Linked DNA regions of Mus musculus: regions 1 and 3 are each linked to region 2. The links are chromatin loops, found by intact Hi-C in ENCODE. Cell type or tissue: left cerebral cortex. All regions are shown on one strand. Each heading gives the region's core, and the rest is flanking DNA. Links, peaks and the distances in the headings are about the cores only.

Region 1 (4,000 bases), core at 1-4,000, 70 kb after region 2:
GGTTCAGAGGTTCAGTCCATTATCATCCAGGTGGGAGCAAGGCAGCATCCAGGCAGGCATGGTATAAGAGGAGCTGAGAATTCTACATCTTCATCTGAAGACTGCCAGGAGAAGAGTGGCTTCCAGGCAGCTAGGACAAGGGTTTCATTGCCCACCCCCATCCTCACCCTACCCCCATGGTTAGGAGGAGGGTCTTAAAGCTCACGCCCAAAGTGACACACCTCCAAATAGTTCCATTCCCTGAGCCAAGCATATTCAAACCACCATAGGACCCTAATGGATGAAACTTGGGTCAGGCCATGAGTCCAATGGTCTGTGAAGACATCACAGTATGGAGCACATGGCTTCCTTCTACAGGATCTGATAGTAGGAGGACTGAAGGGGGCCTGCGATGAACAACAGAACACCAGGTCACACCTCTAATCCCAGCCACTTACAAACCAAGACAGGAAGATTGTGCGTTAGAGCCAGGCTGTGGTCTCTCACATACATGCCAAGTGGAGTCTGCCACACGTCTCCTAGGATCTGTTGGCCTTCCTCCATGCTCTGCCTTTTAAACATTGATGATTGATTGATTGAGCTGCAGCTTGCTCTGCTTGTCTATCTGCCTCATGTTCCGACCATGTCCCAGAGGCAAGCCTTCAACCTGCAAAGAAACACAACCAGGTTTACACAAGACCGTGGCAGCCATATTGAACTCATCGCTACGGAACGAAGGGTGCTTGAGTGATGCCCTCGGAAGAATGTCCAGTGGCCTTCAACAGCTTCTTTGGGTGCCAGTGATACAAGAAAGCATGAAGAACCCCACTTAAAAGAAAGGGTGACCAAGTGGGTGACCAAACCTGCCTAGCCTCTGTGTTCCCCACAGCTGCTACCTAGACTTGTTCCCAGGCTGCCACCACCCTGTCCCCAGACACTGATGCCAAAGACCTTCATTTTGGTCTGCACATACCAGCCTTGTATGGGACAGGCAGAAGCTTCTCTGGCCCAGAAACAAGTCACCCGGACCAGGGCTGACCGTTTCCCTTTGTGCAGAAGAGACGGTGTCCCTATGAAACCCTATCCCAGGTTGGCCACTGCCTTGGACAGTTCTGGAGAACCCAGAAGGAGGCTGAGTCACACCAGGTTGCCTTTGCACATGCACCCAATCTGCAGTTCCTCTTCTTGGGTTAGAGGCATTGTCAGGAACCCGCTAAGTCCCCAAATGGCTGTTTTCCTTTAGAAAGGGTCACGCTGTGTTTTTAGCAATTATTGGCAGGAAGGGGAATAGCTCACACCATGGGTAGTGTCCTTTGGCAGGAAACTGAGGTGCAGTCATAAAGTTACAGACATAATTTTTTTCTTCCTCAAGAACCCAGCTTCCGGCAGCATTCCAACTGTTCCCAGCTCCGAGGGAGCAGATTGGCTACTGGCTTGTGGGCAGCCACTCTCATTCGTTAGCTGGGACCCCAGGGATAGGGGATAGGACTGAGTCTGGTCCCTCATCTCCTTGACTTTGCCTGTTTCTCTCCTGGCTGGTGGGAAGGTGAGGGAACCCCAATATCAGTAGTGTGGGAAGGTAGAGATACCTTTGCCACATGTCCAGCATCCTTCTGGGACCCTCAGCTGCCAGTCTGGCTAGACGCCCCCCCCCCACGATTACCTCCAGTAACACACCCCCCCCCGTCTGTGTCTCTTTGTCACCAGTGGAAGGACTTAAAGTGGTGGAGATCGAAAAATGCAAGAGTGACATTAAAAAGATGCGGGAGGAGTTGGCAGCTAGGAACAGCAGGTAAGTCCTGTATCCAGAGCCTGTGGAAGCCGGTCCTGGACAGGGCTCTGTGGAAACCGTGGGATGGGCTATGGCTAATGTGCCTTGATCTGCTTCCAACCTGGATAACACAGCCTGTTGTATCAGACATCAACTACTCTCCCATTTTCTTTCCTTTTCATTTTTAAAGATTTATTATATATTACATACATATATACTATTATATATATACTCTGTCTTCATGCACCACATCCTATTTCAGATGGTTGTGAGCCACCTTGTGGTTGGTAGAAGCTGAACTCAGGAAGATGTATTTTTATGTCTATGGGTGTTTCCCTGTAGGCATGTCTGTGTCCCACTTGTATGTCTCGTGCCCATGCTGGCCAAAAGAAGGCATCAGAACTTCTGGAACTAGAGTTACAAGCAGTTGTGAGCTGCCACATGAGTGCTGGGAATAGAACCCCAGCCCCCTGCAAGAGCAATAAATGCTCACAACTGCTGAGCCGTCTTTCCAGACCCCTACATTTTCTTATAAAGGGGTTGGTTGGTTTTGTGGCTGGAAAATGTCCATACATGCAAGGGAAGCAGCTCTTCTCTTCTCCAGAGCCCCGAGTAACAGTAAATTCCATACTTGAAAGAATTTGGTATCCATTTTTTTGTTATTTTGATTGGGGGGGTTATTTGTTTGTGTCTTTGTTTAGCCCTGGCTGTCCTGGATCCCACTATGTAGACCATGCTGGCCTCAAACTAACAGAGATCCACCTGCCTCTGTTGGGGGTTAAGGGCATGTGCCTAACTGATACCAATAAAAAGACAAAGGTGTTTGGTTTATAGTGAACAAGTACCCAGTTTTTATCCCAAGGTCTCCTAGTTCCTAAGGGTAGCCCCCTCTGTTAGAGGAGCACAGAGGATACTCCCATTTCTATGGACTGGGTCACATGACCCTTCAAGGGTGATATCCTCAGAAACCAGTGACCAATAATAATCCAAGCAAAGCATGCCTCCAGCATGGCTTGTCAGTAGGACCATCCTCCAAAGCCACAACTACAGCTACAGGGCAGCATCCTGAGTTAAGAACCAGTCCTGAACCAATGATGTCAGTTGTCTGAGGACCCCAACCTCAAGCATTCTAGAGACAACACTCTCAGGCTGCCTGTGAGAGTGTGGCGTGGCTCTTGCCTGCAGGGAGGGGGTACTGGGAAGTCTGGTGGTCCCCATGGATTCCCACCATGGTGGCCAGCCTGGTTGTCACCAAGAGGGCACAGTATAGGGAAGAGAGGTAAATCAGGGTATTCTATGGGGACCGTGTCACACTCAGGATCATGTGGAGTGGCTAGCTGGTGTAGAGTTAAGGAGCTCTTTATTATTATTATTATTATTATTATTATTATTATTATTATTATTAAAGATTTATTTGTTTATTTATTTATTTATTATAAGTACACTGTAGCTGTGTTCAGACACACCAGAAGAAGGCATCAGATTTCATTACAGATGGTTGTGAGCCACCATGTGGTTGCTGGGATTTGAACTCAGGACCTCGGGAAGAGCAATCAGTGCTCTTAACCACTGAGCCATGCCTCCAGCCCAAGGAGCTCCTGTTCCATTAGATTTGGGTGAAGGGCAGGGCAAAGAATCTTGCAGCCATAGGACACTGAGTGATCAGCTCACTCCCACTGTTCCTGTGAAGGTAGCCAGAATCATAGATCCCAGCCTAGAATCATAAATCTTCCATATGCTCTCAGGGAAGGCAGAAGACAGAACGTAGATCTTCAGGGGCCAGGACAGTCCCATATGCATGACCTCTAAGAAGAACCAGAGTCACCTGGAGGACAGACACTCAGTGAGGCTGGGAACCAGCGCAACAGCCTCTGACCCAAGACCTCACTTAGCCTGTGATCACCCCAGAAGGCATGGTTCCCAGCACCAGGCAGGGGCAGGTGGCCTCTGTGCCAGCCCCCATCAGCAGCGCTGGCAGTCTGCCTGGAGTGGGTTTTTGGCTTGTCTCAGTGACGGGTGTGCCTCTGTACCCCACAAGTACAGTTTAGAGACATAAAGCAGAGCCCTCTGGTGCCTCCACAGGCACCAGAGACAGCATTCTCTGCAGACAGCACTGGAGGTGTCCCTTGTAAGAAAGAGACAGGGTGAGATGCTCAGGCTCTGCCTTCCAAATGAGCAAACAGATGCGAAGCTCTGGCCTGGCTCAGGCACCTGGAGCCACTTTTCTATTCTGAGCCAGTGCTTTAATGT
Region 2 (10,788 bases), core at 2,605-6,604:
ATAGAGATGCTGGTCTTTATACTTTGAATATGTGTGCTACAATCAAAATAACCAGAGAGGCTTCCTGCTCAGGAAAGGCCCAATGAGGAAGAGAGGATCTCCCAAAGAAGAGGGAATAGGGAAAACTAACACCAAAGGCCACTAACAATTATATGGAGGGTCTGGAGAGATGGCTCAGTGGTTAAGAGCACTGACTGCTCTTCGAGACAGGGTTTCTCTGTGTAGCCCTGGCTGTCCTGGAACTCACTCTGTAGACCAGGCTGGCCTCAAACTCAGAAATTTGCCTGCCTCTGCCTCCCAAGTGCTGGGATTAAAGGCGTGTGCCACCACGCCCGGCTCCAACAAGACATCTTTATACCACCAAGTACCACCTCTAGTGCTAGGAATGGGTTACATCCAAGGGTCTCAAGGAATGCTCATACGCTTCTTGAAACATCATAGACTATTTATTCAAGGCTATTGGCTGCTCTCAACAACCTGATGGTCCCTATCACTGAAGATATTTACATTTGTCATCAAGCACGGAGAAGTCAAGCTGAACTAGAAGCTTTGTCCCTCCTGACTAGTGGTCACAGTACCAGAAGGTACACATTCTATATGCTACTGGAGGAGAAAGGTTATCATCGATATCACCCAAGTACACACCCAGAAACAACGAGATAGTTTGTGACTTGCCTGCAAGGTGTTCTGGTAAAATAGTGGCACAAATGTTACGGGAGTCACCAACCACTTTAAAACGAAATTGGACTTAAGACCCAATCCATGAGATGAAATCTTGATCTAATGGCCACCAACCTGAGACTGAATTGGGTCACAGGCAGTAGAAGAAAACCTAATAGTATTATTATTCTGCTAAAGGGACATAGCAATAAAAGGACTCCTAATGACATACTGCTGTACTCATTCAACCTACATCAGAGAAGTGTCTTCTTGCAGTATGAGTGTTAACATAGAGGCAATGTGCAGAGAGCGAGACAGTTTGTAACACTTAGTCCTAAATGGAATGTCTTCATTCAACCCCTGTGCAGAGACTGAGACACTTTGGAGCACTTAGTCCTAAATGGGATCTAGGCAGAAGAGGAGGTGGAAAGGTTGTAAGAGCCAGAGGGAATGGATGACTCCAAGGAAACATTGTCTTCCAGATACAACATAACTGATGTGCATATTGTTGGCATGTAGTCTAGGCTCTGCCCCACAGTTACCTGGCAACAGCCAGGTGTGAGTGACTTACTATAAATGGGGCTGCTTGCCCCTTCCTCCCTCTCTTGAACTCCCTTTCCTTCTCTGGCTCCTACTCATTAGCCCTTCTCTCCCCATTCCCCTCCCCCATCCCTCTCCACGTGCTCATAACAAGCCTCGTGTGTGTGTGTGTGTGTGTGTGTGTGTCTACTCCCTCAACTCCCCTCTCCATATCCTGAATAAACTCTAGTCTATACTATATCATCGAGTGGCTGGTACCTCAGAGGGGAAGGAATGCCTCAGCATGGGCCCGAAGAGTTACCCCCTCCCCCCATACCTTACTGAGAAACATATCTCTCCCCCCAAACATATCTCTGGCTTTTTCTATCTTTTTTATAAAACACAACACATGTGAACTCACAGAGACTCTGACAGCACACCTAAGACCTACACAGGTTCAAGCCACATGGAGTCTCAGCTCTGAGATGGGGAGTGGACATAGGCTCCCACCCCTAACCAAGAAGCTGTCTACAATTAATAGCACTGGCAACAGGAAAATTCGTTTTCTCCAATGAAACCTTCCTGGGTTTCATTGGCCATCACAAACAAACTCAATAGTTCTCCTCTGCCTGCTCTATTTAGTGGCAGAGTCCCTTGCATGCAGCTGTTAGGACAGTGCCCCTCACATAGAAGCATGTATTAGTGAACGCTAACATTTTATATATAAATTCTGGTTAGTGAGTGTTAACATTGTATATATAAACATAGGTTAGTGAGTGTTAACATTGTATATATAAACATGGGTTAGTGAACGTTAACATTGTACATATATACATGGGTTAGTGAACGTTAACATTGTATATATAAACCTGGCTTAGTGAGTGCTCTTAGCTCTGAAGGATATTGTTCAAGACTCACGTGCCAGGGGCCACAAAATAGTACCAAATTTTCAATTTACCATGTTGTTGGTGTTTTGTTTTTGTTGTTTTTTGGTACATACTCACCTACAATAAAGGACCAGGAAGAAAATCACACCAACAAGTAAGAAGAAAACCGAATAATTATGGCAATATATCACAATAAAAAGTTATTCTAAACTTCATGAGTTTGTGAGTTGTATATTTCTGGAAAACTCCACTTAATATTTTTGAACTGTGGCTTACCAGGGGTCTCTGGAATCACAGAAAGGGGTGCTGCTGGTAGGGAAGAGAGAGAGAGAGAGAGAGAGAGAGAGAGAGAGAGAGAGAGAGAGAGAGAGAGAGGAGACAAAGAGAGAGAGACAGAGAGAGAGAGACTGGCCCTCTCTGCATACATCAAACATGTGCTATGGTCTAGATGGGGGAAGGCCATCCACTTCCTTCAAATTAGACCTATTACTTTGTAGCAAAATTCAAGAGTTCCCTTCACTGGGACCAGAGAAAGGTAGAGCCTCAAATGTGAGGTCTGCAGGTATCTGGGTGAAAAGGCAGCAGGGGAGGGGGGAGAGGAGGGGGGAGCATGGGGCAGGGAGGCAGTGGAAGAGGGAAGCAACTGGGGAGGGGGCCAGTGGGGTAGCGAAGGTAGGTGGGGCAGTGGGGAGGAAGGCAGCAGAGGATCCTCAGGTTGCATCCAGGATCCATGACTCTGGTCACAGCTTTGTGATGGAAGATACCCAATAATCCACGGAGATTCTGTCTGCTCAGGGAACTTGCTGTGTGGGCCCTATCAACCCCTGCTTCATGTGGCTCTCACTCCTTAGTGACTGGCATGGGTCAGGGATCCTATCAGAATGCCTTCAGAACCCAAGGGCAGGATTAGAAGTGAGTCACTCATGTCCAAGATACATGGCTAGAGGTCATCCTCACGCTAAAATACACACAAACTGTAGCCTCTAAAGCTAGTAATGATGGTATTTCGACACATTCTGGCAGACGAAGGAGGCACGCCTTCCTCTTGAAGATGTGTAGTTAAGTTAGAGAGGCACTGGCGAGAATGAGGATTCCAACCTACTTTGGGAAACCAGATCTTTTGCCTGCTGGTCGCAACATGATGGCTGACTCAGCATCAGGACCAGCCAGGGGTTTCATCTGGATCCTGGGTTGGCCTTGGCCCATACTTGGATATAAGCTGTGTACAGAATCATCTTCAGAAGCGGGATGCTGAGGAGGTTGAGAGTGGAACACCCAAGGGCACACTTCCCAGGACCAACAGGAGACCCTGGCAGGATGTTAATTGATAACAGCCATGATGCCTCACCAGCCTATCATAGGCTACTCCAGAGGAAGTCAGGATTACCTGCTGCTAAAGGCCCTGTGGTGTCTCCAGGCTAGCTCTCAGTCACACCCTCCTGCAGCCAATGGCTTGGTCCCAGGCTCTGGGTAGAGAGATCTGCATCATCTCTCCTCTTCTCCGTCACTCTGAACACTATGAACCACGTGTCATTTCCACGGACAAATCACATTTGAGGACCAGGAGGGACAGCGTTATTCAAAGCCTCACAGGAGTGACAGGAACCTGAACACCTAGAAAGGATGCTTTAGACATCCCACGTCAGAGATCTGGGAAGTCCTGGCTGGGTAGGGGATGCTTTTATTTATTTGTTTGTTTGTTTGTTTGTTTTTGGTTTTTTGAGACAGGGTTTCTCTGTGTAACCCTGGCTGTCCCGGAACTCACTCTGTAGACCAGGCTGGCCTTGAACTCAGAAATCCACCTGCCTCTGACTCCCAAGTGCTGGGATTAAAGGCGTGCACCACCACTGCCCGGCTGATGCTTTTATTTTAATGTATTTTTAAAATTATTTGAAATTATAATTACATCATTTCCAACCTTTTCTTTCACCAATGCCTCCCTGGCACCCCCTTGCTCTCTCTCAAATTTATGGCCTTTTTTTCTTTAGTTGTTGTTTTACACACACACACACACACACACTCCTAAATGCATCCTGTTTAGTCCATATCATGTTATCTGTAAGGGTGATAGTGAATGAGGTAGCAAGAGAAAAGGACATTCTAAAATAAAACTATGTCTATAAGTTGCCCTAGGAAGGCATAGGACTGCAGGGCAGACCACAACAAAAGATCAACCCCTGGGGATGCACTGCATGGAGGACCATGAGCAAGGGAAGTGAAGGACCAGAAGAAGGAGTCCCTGACCTGGTGGTCCTCACACAACACGCAAAGCAAGTGTCAGGCTGAGGTGACCCACAAGCATCCCGGCTCCACAAAGCCATGAGAGCATGGAATGTTCATCTCAACCCCCAGGGGGCACTAGACGTCTCTGCATCAGTTTAGATCTGCTCTTTCCCATCAGCCACTTCAGGGTGCTTTGTGACTGTTTTTTGCTTGGTTTTGTGACAAATACCTCGTTGCTGAAAACAATTCTGAAATGGTCTTCCCCCCTCGCCAACACCCCCCCTGCCTGGGAAATTCTTCTCTCTCTAGACGCAAACGTTTTCTATTTCCACCGCAAGCCAGTCACCTCCGCTGGGTCTTAAAAGACCTAACGGACTTCCCTAGACAAGGGTCTCACACCCAGCTGGGCTGGGTCCCAGTAGCTGGCCTGGTGTTGTATCCCACGGGCATCCCTGCCTGTCCCAAGCACTCAGCATAATTGTCCCCCTTGACATCGCTTCAGCAGGGCTGCCAGGTCCATTAGCCAAGTCCACTGAAAATGTGGGTCACTTCTCTCTTTGCCTTTTCAATTTCCTACTTTAAAGGGCACTGCCTCTTAAAGCCGATGAGACATCCAGTGCAGCTTCGGGAAGAGCAGTACAGGCTTTGGTGGCTTAAATATGCACTGTCACGATATGAATAGATCGTAAAGATGAAAACACTGGCAAAGAAGTATTCGCAAACTATCTACTGTTCCGAGGGCTGCCATCTCCTCTCTATAGAAGGAGTGAGTAAAAAATCAACAACACACAGGACCTTAAAGCGGGATCAACAGCAGAGTGTATTAACTCCCTTGGAAAATAATGAGTGGCCCAGAAGCACGAGGCTGGAGTCTCTGCACGTGTGAACAGAGAACTGAAAGTCTCGGTCTTTCTCCCAGCAGGATGGGAAAGGGACACGGAGTGCTGAAAATTTGCTGAAAGTGTGTCAAATGGCACTTGATATTTTATGCTCATAGGATGATGACAAATTTATTCATCTTATGGGGTTATTTGGCAATAATAATAATATAATATAAAACAGTAAGTGTGTCTTCTGCATCCAACACACAGAAGTATACAAAGCAGAACTGTGAAAGAAAGTCCATTTGGTAAAGTGCCTGCTAACAAGCATGGAGACCTAAGTTTAAAACCAGCATTAGAGAGGTAGAAGCAGGCTTTTACCCATGTAAAAGCCAGGCATGGAGTACCTGTAATTCTACCAAGGAGAGACAGGAGGAGCCCTGTGGCTTGAAGGTGGAAAGAAGCTAAGGAAGACGTAATGGCCACCATACTCACTTGTACTGTTCATATACATGAATACACACACACACACACACACACACACACACACACACACACACACACGCTCTTGAATACACATGAAGTGTAAAAAGTATACATTCACTTATCTCTCTCTCTCTCTCTGTGTGTGTGTGTGTGTGTGTGTGTGTGTGTGTGTGTGTGTGTGTGTGTGTGTGTTTCTCTGTGTAGCCTAGGCTACCCTGGATCTCCCTGTGTAAACCAGGCTGGTCTTGAACTCAGGGAGTCCCTTGCCTTTGCTTCTGCCTCTCTAATGCTGGGATTAAAAGCATGTGCCACCCAAATCTCATTTTCAAGACCGATTATTTTTTTTAGGAATAGCAACATGATCCAGGCATGATGGTGTGGCCTTGTAATCTCATCTGACAGGGGTCACCTGAGAGTCTGAGGTCATCTAGGGCAACACCAAGACTAGGATAGAGAAGGGGGAAGGAAGAAGGGGAAGGGAGAAGGGGAGGAAGAAGAAAGCAAGCCAACACAAGTAGCATAGAGCACGCACAATCACACAAGCATATCATCTTATCGAAGGAATCCAAGTCCCCAGCACGAGGGGGCTAGTAGCATAGAAGAGAGCCCAAGGTATCTGCTTTGTATACTTCTGTGTGTTGGTATGAGTGACCCAGACAGGGCCATCTACCTTCTGGCCTGGGAGGGACTTTGTCTTTTCTGAAATGTTTATGGCTGGACATGATTTGTAGTGACAGAGGCCATAAAGAATAGTCACCGAGTGAGTAAATCAAGCCCAAGGTTTACACCGGCCTTTCCACGGAACATTACTGTTTAGGGCAGATCAGGCCAAAGAGCACAGGCTTCTGTGTGTGTGTGGATGCGTGGACAGGTACATAGGAAGGGTAACGATCTTGAGTGTCATTCTTTGGGCACAGTCCACCCTTTTTTAAACTCTGCCTCCCTAGTTCCAGGACTACAGTTCCTCACCAACACAGAAGGCTTAAAAAAAAAAAAAAAGACAGGATTGAACTCATGTCCTCTTGCTTGCAAGGCGAGCACGTTACTGACTGAGCCATCTCACCAGCATCTGGTGCTTTGTGCCATTTAGACCTGGTGTTCAAATCCACATTTCTGTGCCAACCCAGCAGAGTCCTCTGAAAGACAGAGGCATCACACACGTGTACGTCCTAACCTCAGCCAGTGTGTCCTGTGTGTGTTCATAGGCTCCCATCCTCCCCTAGGGACCTCCACCGGGGCACATCCCTAACAAACACAAGCTGAATACACACTTTGCTTTGAGAAATTGATGTGGCCCCTTCTGTAGCCCCTTTGTTCAAAGATGTAGACTAGAAAGCAGCTAGACTCTTTTCAGTAGTCATGAGACACACTGGCTAGACTTCAGGATGGACAGACAGAAGGACATCACTGTAGCCTGCTGGCACAATGTTCAGACCGACCAGGGACAAGCAGGCCACTGGCCCTGGGTAAATTCAGCTGAGAAACACTGTAGGCTTTCCTCAAATACTAAAGCCTTCCTTCCCAGATCCCAACTTCAAGGAAGGGTGCAGTCACTGCGGAGCCTGCTGTCCTGCCTCACTGTGGCTTTGCCTCTTGCTGAAACACAGTGAGCTAGTGAGGGCAAGGAAACCAGAGGCTGGATAACTCTTCCCAGCGCCCCTGTTTTGGCTCCTCCCCCTTCAGCTACTATTTGAAGCCTTAATATGAAAAAAAAAACAAAAAACAAAAAACAAAAACCCTAATGGATCATTTTGACAATGACAGATTGAGCTCCACCAAAAAGACATCAGAAGGTACCAGACTCAACTACAACTTCTGGGGGCAATGGGGGAGGAGGCCAACACTACCCTGGCTCCCAGCTACCCCTTCCCTATAATCTTCCTTGCAAAGGAGAGACAAGCAGGATTCCACACCCCTGAGAAGGCTCCTCTATTCGACACCCCTTTCTGACTGAGGTCAGTCAATACCCCTGATGGTTTTACTTTAACTTGACGCAAGCTAAAAAGGAGGGAACTTCCACGGGGAAGAAGACTCCTGTAAGATGGAGCTGTAGGCAGGCTTGTGAGACATTTTCTTAATTAGTGGTTGACGGGAGAGGGCCAAGCCCGTGGTGCGGTACACCACCCCTGGGTTTGTGGTTGTGGATGCTGTAAGAAAGCAGGCTGAGCAAGCCATGAAGAGCAAGCCGGTAAGCAGGATTGGTCCGTTCATAGGCTCCTGCCTCCCGGATCCCTGCCCTGTTTAAGTTCCTGACTTCCTTTGATGATGGACTTCGATAAGGAAGTGTAAACAAAATAAGCCCTTTCCTCCCCATGACTGCTTTTGGTCATGACATTTCCTCCCAGGAACAGTGACCTCCAAGGCCAACCCAAGAGATAAGGGGCAGGTCCTGGGTCCTTCACCCAACTTAGGATCCCCAGGCCATGTGGCAGGGGCAGATTTTTCTTTTTTTCCTGGTTTGGTTTTGATGCTGAGACACTCATTTGAGGCTGCATTCAAGTCAGGACACTAGCTAGCTGCCTCCGGGGCTGCTGTAGAAGGCATAGAGAGTCCAGCCCTTACCCAATCCTGGGGATGCCTAGGCCTGAGAGAAGGCTGGCAGAAAGGAGAAATAATGGCTGCCCATGAAGGCGGTTGGCATGGAGACATTGGACATAGACATCAATCATTTCCTATCCCAGAAGGGTCAGTTCAATAGTCAGTCTGATGGGGCATGATGCCTTATTGTCATCTTACAGGGGCTGGGGTGAGGTAGAATCGGATGGCTGTCCACCTTTATGCTGGTGGGATTCATCTGACACATCAAGTGACGTAAAAGAACAGAGAACAGGGACAGAGAATTCTGTTCTTCCTGCCTGCTTAAGCCAGGCATTGGTGTCCGCCTGCCCTTGTACTTGGGATGTTCGTTAGCAGCTCTCTGGGCCCTCAAGCTTCAGACTTAGACTAGAGACAGGCACCAGCACTGGCTCTCCTGGGTCTCCAGCCCAGGAGCCAACACCCATTGTAGGAAGCGACAGTCCTGAACTTAGATGGTAGTTCAGCTTTACATTTTCCTTTAGTACAGTGCCAGAGTCCCATGCATTCGAGAGAAACCATCCTTCAGCTCTTTCCCCGTGTTAAGGACAGGTAGGATGAATCTGCTTCAGTCTCTGCCATCCCCCATCAAAGTTAGGCAGAAATTATAACTGCAATGCTCCAAGATCCTAAGGGGAAAGTGTCAATGCCGCAATGTGTGCGTTAGGGAAATGACAGGCATGTTTGATTTAAAATACTTCCAATTAATGATAGGTTATCAGGCACACATTTTTTACTTCCAATTAATGATAGGTTATCAGGCACACATGATTTACAAAGTGAGTTCCAGGACAGCCAGAGCTATACAGAGAAACCCGTCTCGAAAAACCAAACCAAAAAAAAAAAAAAAAAGCACTTTTAGGAAGCACGGCATTGTTGGAAGAAGTGTGTTACTGTGGGGGCAGGCTTTGAGGTTATACATGCTTAAGTCTGACCAGTGTGACTTGGTTCCCTTCTGATGCCCAAGGATCAAGATGTAGAACTTTCAGCTTGTTCTCCAGTACCATGTCTGCCCACACATTGCCATACTTCCCACCATCATGATAATAGACTAACCCTCTGAAACTGTAAGCCAGCCTCAATTAAATGTTGTCCTTTGTAAGAGTTGCTGTAGTTAGCCGGGCGTGGTGGCGCACACCTTTAATCCCAGCACTAGGGAGGCAGAGGCAGGTGGATTTCTGAGTTCGCCCCAGCCTGGTCTACAAAGTGAGTTCCAGGACAGCCAGGGCTATACAGAGAAACCCTGTCTCGAAAAACCAAAAAAAAAAAAAAAAAAAAAAAAACAAAAAAAAAAAAAACAAAAAACAAAAAACAAATAAACAACAACAAAAGAGTTGCTGTAGTCATGGTGTCTCGTCACAGCAACAGAAACCCTAACTAATCAAAAATATAATGTACATAATCTTCTATTGGCCCTATTTCTCTGTAGAACCCTACTCTCTTACCAAATGCTCATCATGCTGTGGGACGATATCACCACCTCCTGGCTGGCCTCCCACTTTGTGCCTCTGCTGGAGAGCCTTCACTATACTTGGGAGAGCTGGTAAACCATTAGCCAGACACATCCCTCCTTTGCCCTTCCCACGACGTTGTATCGGATAGATACACAGCAACCTAGAGTCACCTGTGGGAGCCACAGGAGCTGCCATTGGAACCTGTCTGCCCTGTAGCCTGCCCCCACCCCCTGTGACTCGGTCCTAATCCTGCTGGCCTCCTGAGCAAGATCTTGGAGTGAGGCCACTGTTTGCTGGAAGGCTCTTCACTCCGGTAACCAGCTGACCAAGTGACCTGTTAAGTCCAGCTTCTGTGTCCCCACATTTTTTCCCTTTCTCTAAAGACTTTTCTCTTTGGCATGAGATATTACTCAATAACCTGTGTTTCTGTTTTATTCATCGAGTCTTACCTCTAAGATGCTTCTCACCCAGGGATATTGGTAATTTTGCTCACCTCCATACCCCCTGAGGCCCCCCCCCAATACCTGCAACAGTTCTGAATACAGAAGTCATTGGTGAAGGAGAAGCCATAGTTCCAGGGGGGAAATGGGAACAGGGCAAGTGTTCGTTCCCCTTTGGGTAACAGTTGCTGCCTCGGTGACTAAGTGTCTGTTCAGAGGTCTCCTGAGAGGAAAGCTGCATAATGCAAAATAAGATTAGGTGTGATTGTTATTCTGACGACAGAGCTAGCTAGCCTTTGGAAGGGCCAACCTGCCTGGTGCCCAACACCCACAGTATGAGACATGCAGAGCCACACCCTCCAAGCTTCAGGTCAGCTGTACGGGGGTGGGGTGGGGGTTGGGGGGACAAATATCTGGTCTTGAAGGAACCAGTTCCAGAAGACTAGGCCAGATGACAGCAAGGTTTGGAGAAGAAACCCAAAGGCCACGTGGAGAGCTCTCCCCAGCAGGCTGTACAAGAGCACAGGGTGGCCCTAACAACAGGCTGTCCATCAGTTCCAATAGCATTGGCTCATCTAACAACAAACACCAGCTTGGTTTTCTGGGGACACCAGATCACTACTGTAAGTCAGATATCTAGCTGTAACCATCCAGATGTGTCAGACCCCACCTTAAAGCCCTGTGTGCCATCACCCTCAAAACTCCAGTCACTTTTAAGTAATTC
Region 3 (10,788 bases), core at 2,934-6,933, 110 kb after region 2:
TATCCTTGCCTAGTAGCGTCTGAGAGTGTGCTGTCTCAGCAGGGAACAGGTCAGGATGTATGTGGCTCCCACGTGCCTTAGGCGTCCACTAAAGGTATGTCCCTAGGGCTTCTAAACCAGATGTCACTGCCACTGAGGACCAGGACTGTCTTGTGTTGTTGGAGACTCTTGGTCAGCGTTTTCAGAGTCCTCTAGAAATGGCTACCTGCGGTTAGAGTTCAATCATGCAAGGAAAAGTGTGTCTATGCATGGAATCCTTTGTACACATAACACAACATTTATCATTTTGACTACCTGAGGTGTAGTTTGCTAAGAGTTCGTTCATACTGCCACGCAGCCGTCACCACCCCTGTCTAGAACTTTCCATCCTCCCATCCTCCCAAGCACCGATTCCCCAGCCTCCGGCACCTTCCACTCTCTTTTTGCCCCTACCAGTTTGGATGCTTCATCTCTGTTTTTCTGCTAAAAGCAACCCTGACCTACAGCAACTTAAGGGAGAAAGAGGTTGGGGGTGACCAACACTCGGAGGCAAAGTCAATGATTTTGGTCAGCTTCCAGATCCTTCAAGAGCCCAGCCATCTAGCCCTGACCTTGCCTCAGGGCCATTCCACTGACTGCAGATCCTGTCTTCCCTGGTGTATTTTGGTGACAGTGTGAAGTACTGCATTCGGTGTGACTACATACCTCTGCCATCATGGGTCTATAGCACAATTCCTTTATGAAGATGGCCAGAGCTATTGTGTCTCGCAAGGTCCCCAGAAAGAGCAGAAAGCCACCAGGTTTAACACTCAAGTACGATGAGATAGTGTAAAATATCTCATTAATTTTATATCAATTGTCTATTGAAATGAAAGCACTTTGGCCATGTTACTTTAATTAAAAAGCTTATTAATTTCTCCCGAGCTCTGGCTGTTTAATATGGTTCTGAGAGCATTCAGTCACACGGTGGCTGGCATTTATGGTCCAGGTCCTTTGCATATCAGATAGCATTATGTTATGTACACAGCCGGCAACTTGGGCGGGGGGCCAGGGAGTACGGGAACACAGGCAGGTTTCAATATGGGAAAGGGGAAACTGAAGTAGGGTGACCCTAGCCAGAAGATATGACCAGATGGGAAGAGAGCAGATGTGGATTTGACCCTCAGCTAGCCACGGGGGGTGGGGGTGGGGTGGGGGGTGGCACACCTAAGATGAAATTGGGGAAGTAGACAGAGTGAAAGCAGATACTCCTCTCCCTCCTCCCCTCGCTCTCCCCCTCCTCCTCCAAATCCCTCTCTTCCTCTCCCTCCTCTCCTTCCTCCCCCTCCTCTTCCTCCTTTCCCCCTCCTCCATCTTCATTGTCATCTTCTTTAAATTTTCTTTTTTTTAAAGATTCATTTATTATTATTCATTAGTACACTGTAGCTGTCTTCAGACACACCAGAAGAGGGTGTCCGATCTCATTATGGGTGGTTGTGAGCCACCATGTGGTTGCTGGGATTTGAACTCAGGACCTTTGGAAGAGCAGTCAATGCTCTTAACTGCTGAGTCATCTCGCCAGCCCTATCTTCTTTAAATTTTACATGTATGGATGTTTTGCTTTGCGTGTATGCCTGTGTACGGCATGTCTGTCTATGTACAGTGTGAATGCTTGGTACTTGCTGAGGTCTGAGAAGGATGCTACATCAGCTGGAACTGGACTTACAGATGGTTATAAGCCACCACATGGGTGCTGGGAACTGAACCCAGGTCCTTTCAAAGGACTACAAGTGCTCTTAACCACCGAGCCAACTCTCCAGCCCTCCGAGTTCTATTCATTATTCATGTATATCAGGGCTGTTGGCCCTCTGCATCAAGATGCCAGCCTTTTGGTCTGGGGCAGATGCAGCCTCAGACTTCTGATATGTGCCCAAGCCTGATGGCATCCAGAGATGTGTTCCTTCGGTAGCTACAGCTTCTGGGGACATGTCAAAGTCTTAGTTTTGTAATTGTCTGTTTCAAAAATGGACAAGCTAACAGCTAGTCGCCGAGAGCTACTCAGCTTTCATTTCGCAGGTAAGAAAACAAGCTCGTGTCCCGTGGCTTTCACGGGAGACCATCTCTCCGCCCGGCCCTCCTTCCTGTTCCATGCTTGCCAGCTAGCCACGTTAAAGCAAGAGTGAATGGAGAGAGCTAGCTCTCATAACGTCATCCTGAGGAACCATGGGCAAATCTGACAGTGTGACTGAAAGTATCTGTATTAAAAGAACGTACTTAGAGGCTGGGAGGCTCTGTGGATGAAGTGCCAGCTGGGCCAGCCTAGCTATCTAAGTTTGAGTCCCCAGAAGCCAGGTGTGAGCCACGTACAGCAGTGCACACGTGTGTAACCCCAGCCTGCCTCTACTGGGAAGATTGGTGACAGACACTCTGGAAACTCAAGAGCCAGCTCAAGCACAGAAAGCAACCTTGAACCAAGACACCCTGAGTCAAACAACACAGAAGACCAACACCCAAGATTGTTACTGACCCCTGTTGTGAGACTGTTCCTGGGAAATGTGAACGGATGGCTCTGCACCCCAGAAGGGGTACCAACAGCAACCCAAAGTAAGGAAGGACACCACCAAAGCCATCATGGTGAGCCGGTGAGTTTGATTGGGGTTACTGCAGGAGCAGAAATGACTCAAAGACAGCTGCATCACCGAAGCCCACATCCAGCATGGGTGAGTCTTGAAATCTGCAGTGTGCTGCACAGCCTGCAAGCAGCTTGTCAGGGTGGAGACTGTCTCCTGTGGTCAGTTTAGGAGATCTGAGCCTATGCAGGCATCTTTACTGATGCCTGTTTCTTCCAAGAGATTTCTCTGGCCTGAGCCTCTTCTGGTAAGCTCAGGTTGTCTGACCATGTCTGTCAGCAGCCCTTATAGGTTATAAATCTTTGAGGGGCAGGGCTCAAGACAGGGTTTTTCTGTGCAGCTCTGGCTCATTCTGTAGACCAGGCTACCCTCATACTTAGAGATCAAGCTGCTTCTGCCTCTTAAGTGCTGGGATTAAAGGTGTGCGCCACCACTGCACAGTTAGTCCTTATAAGTTATATGCTGGGAAAGGTAGAGGCCTAGTATATCTGGTCAGTTTCAGGGACTTCCTGAAACATTGCTTACTTCCTTAAGGAGTATCCCTGCAAACACACACACACCTAAATAGAGACACACAGAAGTACCCATACACACACACACACACACACACACACACACACATATATATATATATAAACACACAGAAACACTCACATATAACACACAAAAACACATACATACACACACAAATAGACACACAGAAACACACACATACACATATATAGATACACAGAAACACACATACACATGGAGAGAGAGAGAGAGAGAACATCTGGTGTTGTAAGCAAGCTTCCTCTAAGACAGAATGTTTTATCTTCAGGAAATTGCTACACAAAACCTCTCCATTTTGGAGAAGCATGTCTCTAGAAAGCTCCATCACACAATGGAACACACTCACACACATACACAGAAACAATCAGAAACTTTTAAGGTATGTACACCCACAAATACACACATACTCCCTCCCTGTCTCTCCCCTTTCTCCCTCTCCCTCACAACCAATCCCCAGGAAAAGATGTAGAGATGACACAGATGATGGAACAAGCGGAAGTCCTCGCACATCCCAGTGCACACGATGAATTTAAAGCTTTACATTACGATTGCTGGAGAAATGGAAGGCTTAGGTCAAAACTGAAAGACAGAAAGCCTTCACCTTGAGCAGCGGTGTTTTAGATGCCACAAGGGCAGGCCAGTCAACTGAAATCTACCCAACCTGAGGCACAGCAGAAAAGGAAACCTGAAGGTAAGCCAGGAGCAGAGGCTTGGAAGTCACCAAAGCAAGCCAGCCACACTGGCAAACTCAGCCAGAGTCAGAGCTACAGAAATAGATAGGAGCTGGGGATGTCCCATGCTTGACAAAAATGTTACCTTCAACAATAATCAGGAAACCCCAAATAGACACACACACACACACACACACACACACACACACACACCATACACACAGAGATTAAACCACAGAAAACAAATGATCAAGGAAAAGCTTCAAGCCAGGCAGTGGTAGTACACACCTTTAATCCAGCTTGAGAGGCCGAGATAGGCGGATCTCTGAGTTCGAGGCCAGCCTGGTCTACAAAATGAGTTCCAGGACAGCCAGAGTTACACAGAGAAACCCTGTCTCGAAAAACAAACAAAGCAGCAGGACACCCTATTCTCAGTGTATACCCACCATCACAGGGTAGGTGACAGGCACAAAGAAGTCCTGAGCCTAGATGCTGAGGACCCTGAGCATCCTGTGTGCTGGAAGTGGCCATGTCACATGGGATGGTGGGACTGTCAAAGAGCTGACAACCAAGACCCACATTGGAATCCCTTCAACTAAGAGCTCTGGCAGTCACTGCAGGCAAGCAGACAGAAGCCCAGAAAAGGCAGCACTTAGAAGCCAGAGCCCCGTCATCCTTGGTGTGACTCTTGCTCCCTCTAGTGGCAGATCTGAGCTCCGTGGCTGCAAGCAAAGAAGAAAACCTTTGTGGGGTGGGGTCCATCTCCAGGATAACAAAGCAAAGCAGGGAGGGTGCTAAGGAGCTGAGGGATGAGACTCTGAGAGCTGACAGTACATAGCAGGCCAGAAGCAAGGCAGTAAAGCCTAGGGGAAGGAAAAAGACTGTAAACTCACAATCTGGAACTGTATCCAAGAAACGAACTGTCTTAGTCAGGGCTTCTATTCCTGCACAAACACCATGACCAAGAAGCAAGTTGGGGAGGAAATGGTTTATTCGGCTTACACTCCCATACTGCTGTTCATCACCAAGGAAGTCAGGACTGGAACTCAAGCAGGTCAGGAAGCAGGAGCTGATGCAGAGGCCATGGAGGGATGTTCTTTACTGGTTTGCTTCCCCTGGCTTGCTCTTATAGAACCAAGACAACCAGCTCAGAGATGGTTCCACCCACAAGGGGCCTCTCCCCCTTGAACACTAATTGAGAAAATGCCTTACAGTTGGATCTCATGGAGGCATTTCCTCAACTGAAGCTCCTTTCTCTGTGATAACTCCAGCTGTGTCAAGTTGACACAAAACTAGCCAGTACACGAACAGAAGCAATTAAATGGGCTGTCAAGACAGGAGCTCAGAGCTACACATCTGATCAGAGTAGACTGTGAACTTAAAACTGGAATAAAAGCCAGGTGTGGTGATGCAGATGGTTTTAATTCTAGCCTTGGGAGGCAGATCTTTGGGGGTTTGAGGCTAGCCTGGTTTGTTATACAGAGAAATCCTGTCTTGAAAAACAAACAAGAGGCAGGCAGATTTCTAAGTTCGAGGCCAGCCTGGTCTACAAAGTGAGTTCCAGGACAGCCAGGGCTATACAGAGAAACCCTGTCTCGGGGGGGGGGGGGGGGGGAGAAAGAAAGAAAGAAAAAAAGGAAAAACAAACAAAAAAGGTGAAACAAAACCAGGAGCGTTTTGGAAAATTTTGAGAAAATCTTCAAGATCTAGGATTGGAGGGAGAATTCTCACACTGCACCAAATGGAGTCCAGGGGGTTGGAGAGGGCACGTGGAAAGTCTACTACAATATCCACTTATTCAAGGGACTTGCATATCTGCAGAAGATGGGGTCTTGCTATCCTGGAAGTGCTAGAATCTCCTACAGACATTGAGGGATACCTCTGTACCCTACAGAAATGCTTCCCTGTGGAACTCAAATGCTCACAACAGCGGGCCAACACTTTTAAACCATCCAGTGCCTGTGGGTAGAGCAAACTAGTATCTTCATAGCTGGACCACTTAAGCCACATGCAATGTGTACATCTCAGAGATCAGCAAAAGCACCCGAGCTCAGGAGCGTAGGCAGAGGCCAGTCTGCCCACCAGTGTTGGTAGGCGAGTACAGGGGAGTGTGGAGTCCCAGCAACAAATGCCCTGTTCCCGAGGGCACCTTCACATGTGAATACAAGTGGTGACACTGTAGCATGTCATTTTGTATGCACTTCAGCTGTGTGCCACACGACCTCCCATCATACTGAGACAAAACTTTGACCACCACCAGATGGATTGAATCAGTGAGAGGTGGGGCAGAGCGCAAGGAATCTCTCTCAAAGCAAGACACAGAGACAACGTGGTAATGAGGAATGAAGATACAAGTTTAATGAGGCAGGGGGTTTAGGGGAGTACAGGGGCCAAACTAACTAAACTGACAAAGGAGAGAGCTGTGTGCACTGATCTGGATGGGAACGGTCCCCAGTGTTGGAGATGTTTAGAAGGATTAGGACTTAGGGCCTTGTTGATGTGTCATTGCCAGTGTGTCCGGCCTGCCTCCTGCTTGTGGAAGATGGGAGCTCTCAACTGGGGCTCCAGCCTCCCTTCCACCAGCATGGCCCCCAACCCTCTGGAACTGCAAGGCCAGTCAATCTCTCTCATATAAATTGCCTTGGTGTCTTATCAGAGACTGGTGGGCAGCCTTTTGGGAACGACCCTGGCAACTGGGCATCCCAGTGGAAGTGGGGAGCTGCTGCTGGAGGTGGAGGCATCCTGACACAAGCTGAAATCATAGCATGAACTGCCCAGGTCAGACTGGCCTAAAACCAGGTAAGACACAAATCCCCTTAAATAAAAGTGTAGTCCCAATAAAAATGGGACTCCACACACCCTAATATGGAAGAAATTTCTGGAACCACATGAAGTGTAGGCATGTGGACTAGCCTACTAGCTAGCAGGGTCCTGTAAGCATAATGCTATGTACCCAACCTACAGGCATTAAGGCCCCTGAAAGTGGGACCAATTAACAGGCTCCGAAGCTATGCCTAAGGGACCAGGAGCCACTGCAGGCCCCAGGGCCAGGAAAGCCAGAGCCAGATGGTAGGACATGGAGGCCCAACACCCTCCTCTACCCCACCCTTAGTGCTTCCACTGGCTACACTCACACAAGTAAGTGGACCCTGGGACATGCACAGATGTCACTGTGGCATAGGACAATCATGAACACTGGGGCTTGAGAAAAGTGGAGACAGGACTGGGATTGTTGGGGTGGGCCTGCCTGCTGCTCACTATGCTGTTTGGCTCTGTGACTCACCAGGACCTTAGGAATAACCCCACCATGAAGGCCACCATCTCTCCTTTGACACAAGGACTCCCCATCACTGTCTGTGTGGCTGTCTCAGAGCCTACAAGGCAGACACCAGGGACTTCAGATACCCCTCGAGTCTCTCAGCTCCTTGCACTGACCATCCGGCCATGACGGCCCTGTGAGGACTGGTGCTTTGCAAGCATGGGCTCTACCTGGCTCGCAGGCTACGCATGACCAGAGGACTGAGCGAATGCAGCACTGGCTCAGCAAAGCTGTATTCCTGGGCCCTCAGACTTCTCTCATTTATCTCCGACTAGTTAGGACCCAGCCCACAGCCCAGTTGGCACATCCATGTCTCCAGGGACCGACCACACATCCCAGCATCCAGAACACGTGACATTAGCTCCTAGACAGAGGTGAGCACCCTGCTCCGTGAACACCACCCATTCGACTGATAGCTGCTTGTGGCCACAAGACTATTTCTACTGCGTGTGGAGGCCAGACGATGACACTGGGCATCTTCCTCGACTGTTCATCTTGAGACAGGATCTCACAGAGCCCAAAATGTCACTGTTTAGGCTAGGCTGCCTCAGTCTGCAGCTCCAGTATTAGGGTTACAGTTATGCTAGGCTATGGCCTTCCTTTGTTCTGTATGTTTGGGTGGTACCTAAACTCGGGTCTCATCTCCCCAACCCAAGACGGTCTCTGCTGCAGCTCGTCTGGGAAATAGCACGAGAATAGACAGAGCTGGACAACACCCCTCTCTAACCACCAAGAGCCATGTCATTTGAAGAGCATACACACATTGAATGTCTTAAGATCAGCTATGGAGGCTGCTGCTGAACATTCCAGAAAGCTATGCAAAGTTTGTCTTTATTGATGCTGTGATTTCTGTTCATTTCCTTCTGTTCTGCAGTGTATGCAGAGTTCAGAGCAACAGAACCACGAGGTCACCATCATTCCCTGTAAAACAAGGCTGGCCTGGCAAGGTCACACCCTCAGAGCCCCAAAGCTTGCTCAGTCTGCTCAGCCCAGCCCAGGAGTGCGAACAGCACCAACTGAATCTGCCTCAAAACAGCAAGCAGCTACAGAGCCATACAGAGCTCCACCTGGAGAGCCCCCGGCAATGATGTGAAGGCAGGTCCTGTCCTGCAGGTCTCCCTAGAGCTCCCCAGGGACGACACTGTGGGCCCCGACAGACATGCGTGGTGCTGTGGGCCAGTGTATCCTTCAATGTGAAGGTGCTTCCACACAGCTCTAGACTCTTAGCTAAGCTAACACCACCTGCCTTCCCTGCAACCCGGCAGGAGCCTGTTCTCAGTGACAAAGGCAGACTCTGGAGATCAGGGACTGTTGAGCTAGTGGTAGGGACTGAGCTGCCGTGATCTCCCTCCCTAGGGATGAACCAGGGAGGAGGAGGGAGAGAGCTGCCCACAGGGCCTCAGGAATGAGAGCTGTGGCCATGTCCAAGGTCAGCAACTAAGGGCTGACTGGCCCGGGCACGCCTTTTTGGTCTGTTCCGGGGACCCTGGGAAGGGGCTCCTTTGCCGCTTCTTCTTCAGCTGCTGCTGCAGTCTCTCTTCCTTTTTCTTCAGGTAAGAGGTCATGTTGTCAAAGGTGGCCTTGTACAGGCTGCGGAAGCTGTCATCTGTACCAACAGAACCTATGACAAGGACAAGAAGAGATGCCAGGTGAGTGACTTGGAACATGGCCCAGCACTACCTCCTCTCACTGGATGGCCTTGGGAATTTTTTTGTTTTTTTGTTTTTTTTTGTTTTTTCGAGACAGGGTTTCTCTGTGTAGCCCTGGCTGTCCTGGAACTCACTTTGTAGACCAGGCTGTCCTCGAACTCAGAAATCTGCCTGCCTCTGCCTCTCAAGCGCTGGGATTAAAGGTGTGCGCCACCACTGTCCAGCTGGCCTTGGGAATTCTACCTCCCTGATATCTCAAAGACCCTAAACCTTATGTGACCCAACCCTTGAGATCCACACTTGGGCTGGACCTGGGGACTTGTTCCAACAGAATGCTGAAGGGAAGGGGTAGAGGTGGGAAGTAGGGACCAGGGATTGGCTGACATCTTGTCTGCACTTTCTCATTCATTCACTGACAAAGCCAGCTGCAGGTCCTGAACTGAGGGAGCGTATTAGTGAGGCCTGAATCCTCCAACCATCTCCTGCGCAGGAATGAACCCTGCCCAAGGGGAACCTGAGATAGCCAGAGTCAGTCAACACCAGTGGATGGCAGGCGGTCATCTACAGAGGCCACAGGCACTCCAGGACTCCAGACCCAGAGCAAGGCCTTGGCAGGCTGTGGCTCTGGGTAAGAGCATGCCACACTGCAGTAGATGTCCTTGAGTGTTAAGCTCAGGTGCTACTGGCACAGCCCCTCAGCCAGTCTCACCCTAGTGAGCTACATCCCAAGGACAATCAGCGCTGCATGCTAGAGAGGACCCTCAGGTCACCCTACCCTTAGGTGGGTGTGGTTCCCTGACCGCCAGCAGCCAAGGCTCAGGATGCACAGGCTAGTGTGGTGCTCCATCTGTGTGTGGAGCATCTTAGACATGAAGACAGGCTTTGGCCTGAGTCTGCACCAGGTAACCATCAACAGAACCAAACTGAGCAAGGTCCAGAAGGACCCAGAGCCGGCCAGGCAGAGCGTGAGGAAGTCCAGCAAGAGGGAGGCCAGCAGGATGGCTCAGGAGGGAAAGGCACTTGTGCCAAGCCTGACAGCCTGAGCTTCATCCCACGTGGTAAGAGATTCTGTAGAGGTTGTCTTTGACGTGCTCTGCAGCCAGGGGTCCAGGGTGAGCAGCCAGGGAGGACACACCTTCCCCACCTGCCCCGCCTACCACTTTTATTTCAGCTCAGCACAAGCTAGTCATACTCCAAGAGGAGATCTCAACTGAGAAATCGCCCCGCTAGAGCGAGCGGGCGAGCCTGCAGGCTTCAGAGGGCATTTAGACCACAGCTGGAGCACCCCCAAAAGTCTAGGAACCCTAACTTCTAAGAATTGGCTTTGCAACATCTTTTCTGAGTAATAGTTTGTTTCATAGAGACTGGGTCTGGGTGGTCCTGCCTGGATGGGCAACCTCTGGCCAGTGAATACAACGCTGGCCACCCCAAGCAGCAACTGAGTCACTGCCTCAGCCCCACACCAGCCAGCTCACCGCTCCTCACTGCACAGCAGTAGCACTCCTTGTCTGCATTACAGACCCTGTTCACAGAGCTCTCACCTTCCAGCATGGCCCAGCTCTCACGGAGATGGCTGCAGAGTCTCGGGGACACAGCACCGTCTGGAGCAGCCTGCAGGTGACAAGTGAGCAGGGACTCAGAGAGAGCAAGCAGAGGCCTGGCGGGGCCAGCCTTGGGCACAGGCAGCCGAAGCTGGCCAAGAATTCCCAATGCTGTCCTACCTCGCCCAAAGCCTTATGGGATTGGCAGAGATTTCCCGCAGTGCTCCCTGCACATCAGTATCCAGCAAGGCCCTGACACAGGCCTGCACACAGGAAGAGTACACCCATGTCAGTCCTAGTGCTGCCTTCCGCAGTGTGGGAACCTCCTATACACAGGCATGGGGACCCAAGCCAGGGCAGACAAGCTGCCTCAGGCTATAGCCTTAGGACCTAGATGGATGTGAACAAGGCTGTGGGGAAACCCCAGCCCCACCCTGCCACACCCCACCAAGACACCAGGCTCAGACC

What was found. Hi-C counts contacts between places; a loop is a spot of excess contacts. Peaks named below come from ENCODE experiments on the same cell type or tissue, not always from the same donor. Only the 100,000 strongest peaks of a DNase experiment are listed, where the experiment ranks them.
Region 1: it touches region 2 in a loop (9-fold over the local background); 14 of 42 quality-filtered maps call a loop at or near these places.
Region 3: it touches region 2 in a loop (8-fold over the local background); 31 of 42 quality-filtered maps call a loop at or near these places.

Annotation. Positions count from the first base shown.
Region 1 is chr17:31,446,681-31,450,680 of GRCm38, forward strand. It overlaps Pde9a (phosphodiesterase 9A), which reads left to right. Exons shown (of 19, transcript NM_008804.4): 7 at 1,687-1,771. Among named protein-coding and RNA genes, the nearest start is that of Gm9902, 14 kb to the left of the region's middle. In left cerebral cortex, for the core only: a CTCF peak has its summit at 2,035 (motif pointing left); a DNase peak (open chromatin) is centred at 2,052.
Region 2 is chr17:31,373,741-31,384,528 of GRCm38, forward strand. No RefSeq gene overlaps it. Among named protein-coding and RNA genes, the nearest start is that of Pde9a, 7.1 kb to the right of the region's middle. In left cerebral cortex, for the core only: CTCF peaks have their summits at 4,424 (motif pointing right) and 5,495; DNase peaks (open chromatin) are centred at 4,433 and 4,810; H3K4me3 peaks cover 495 bases; H3K27ac peaks cover 548 bases.
Region 3 is chr17:31,488,178-31,498,965 of GRCm38, forward strand. Wdr4 (WD repeat domain 4) reads right to left here. Exons shown (of 11, transcript NM_021322.2): 10 at 10,321-10,390; 11 at 6,145-8,751. The coding sequence ends at 8,561. Among named protein-coding and RNA genes, the nearest start is that of Wdr4, 19 kb to the right of the region's middle. In left cerebral cortex, for the core only: a CTCF peak has its summit at 4,518 (motif pointing left); a DNase peak (open chromatin) is centred at 4,499.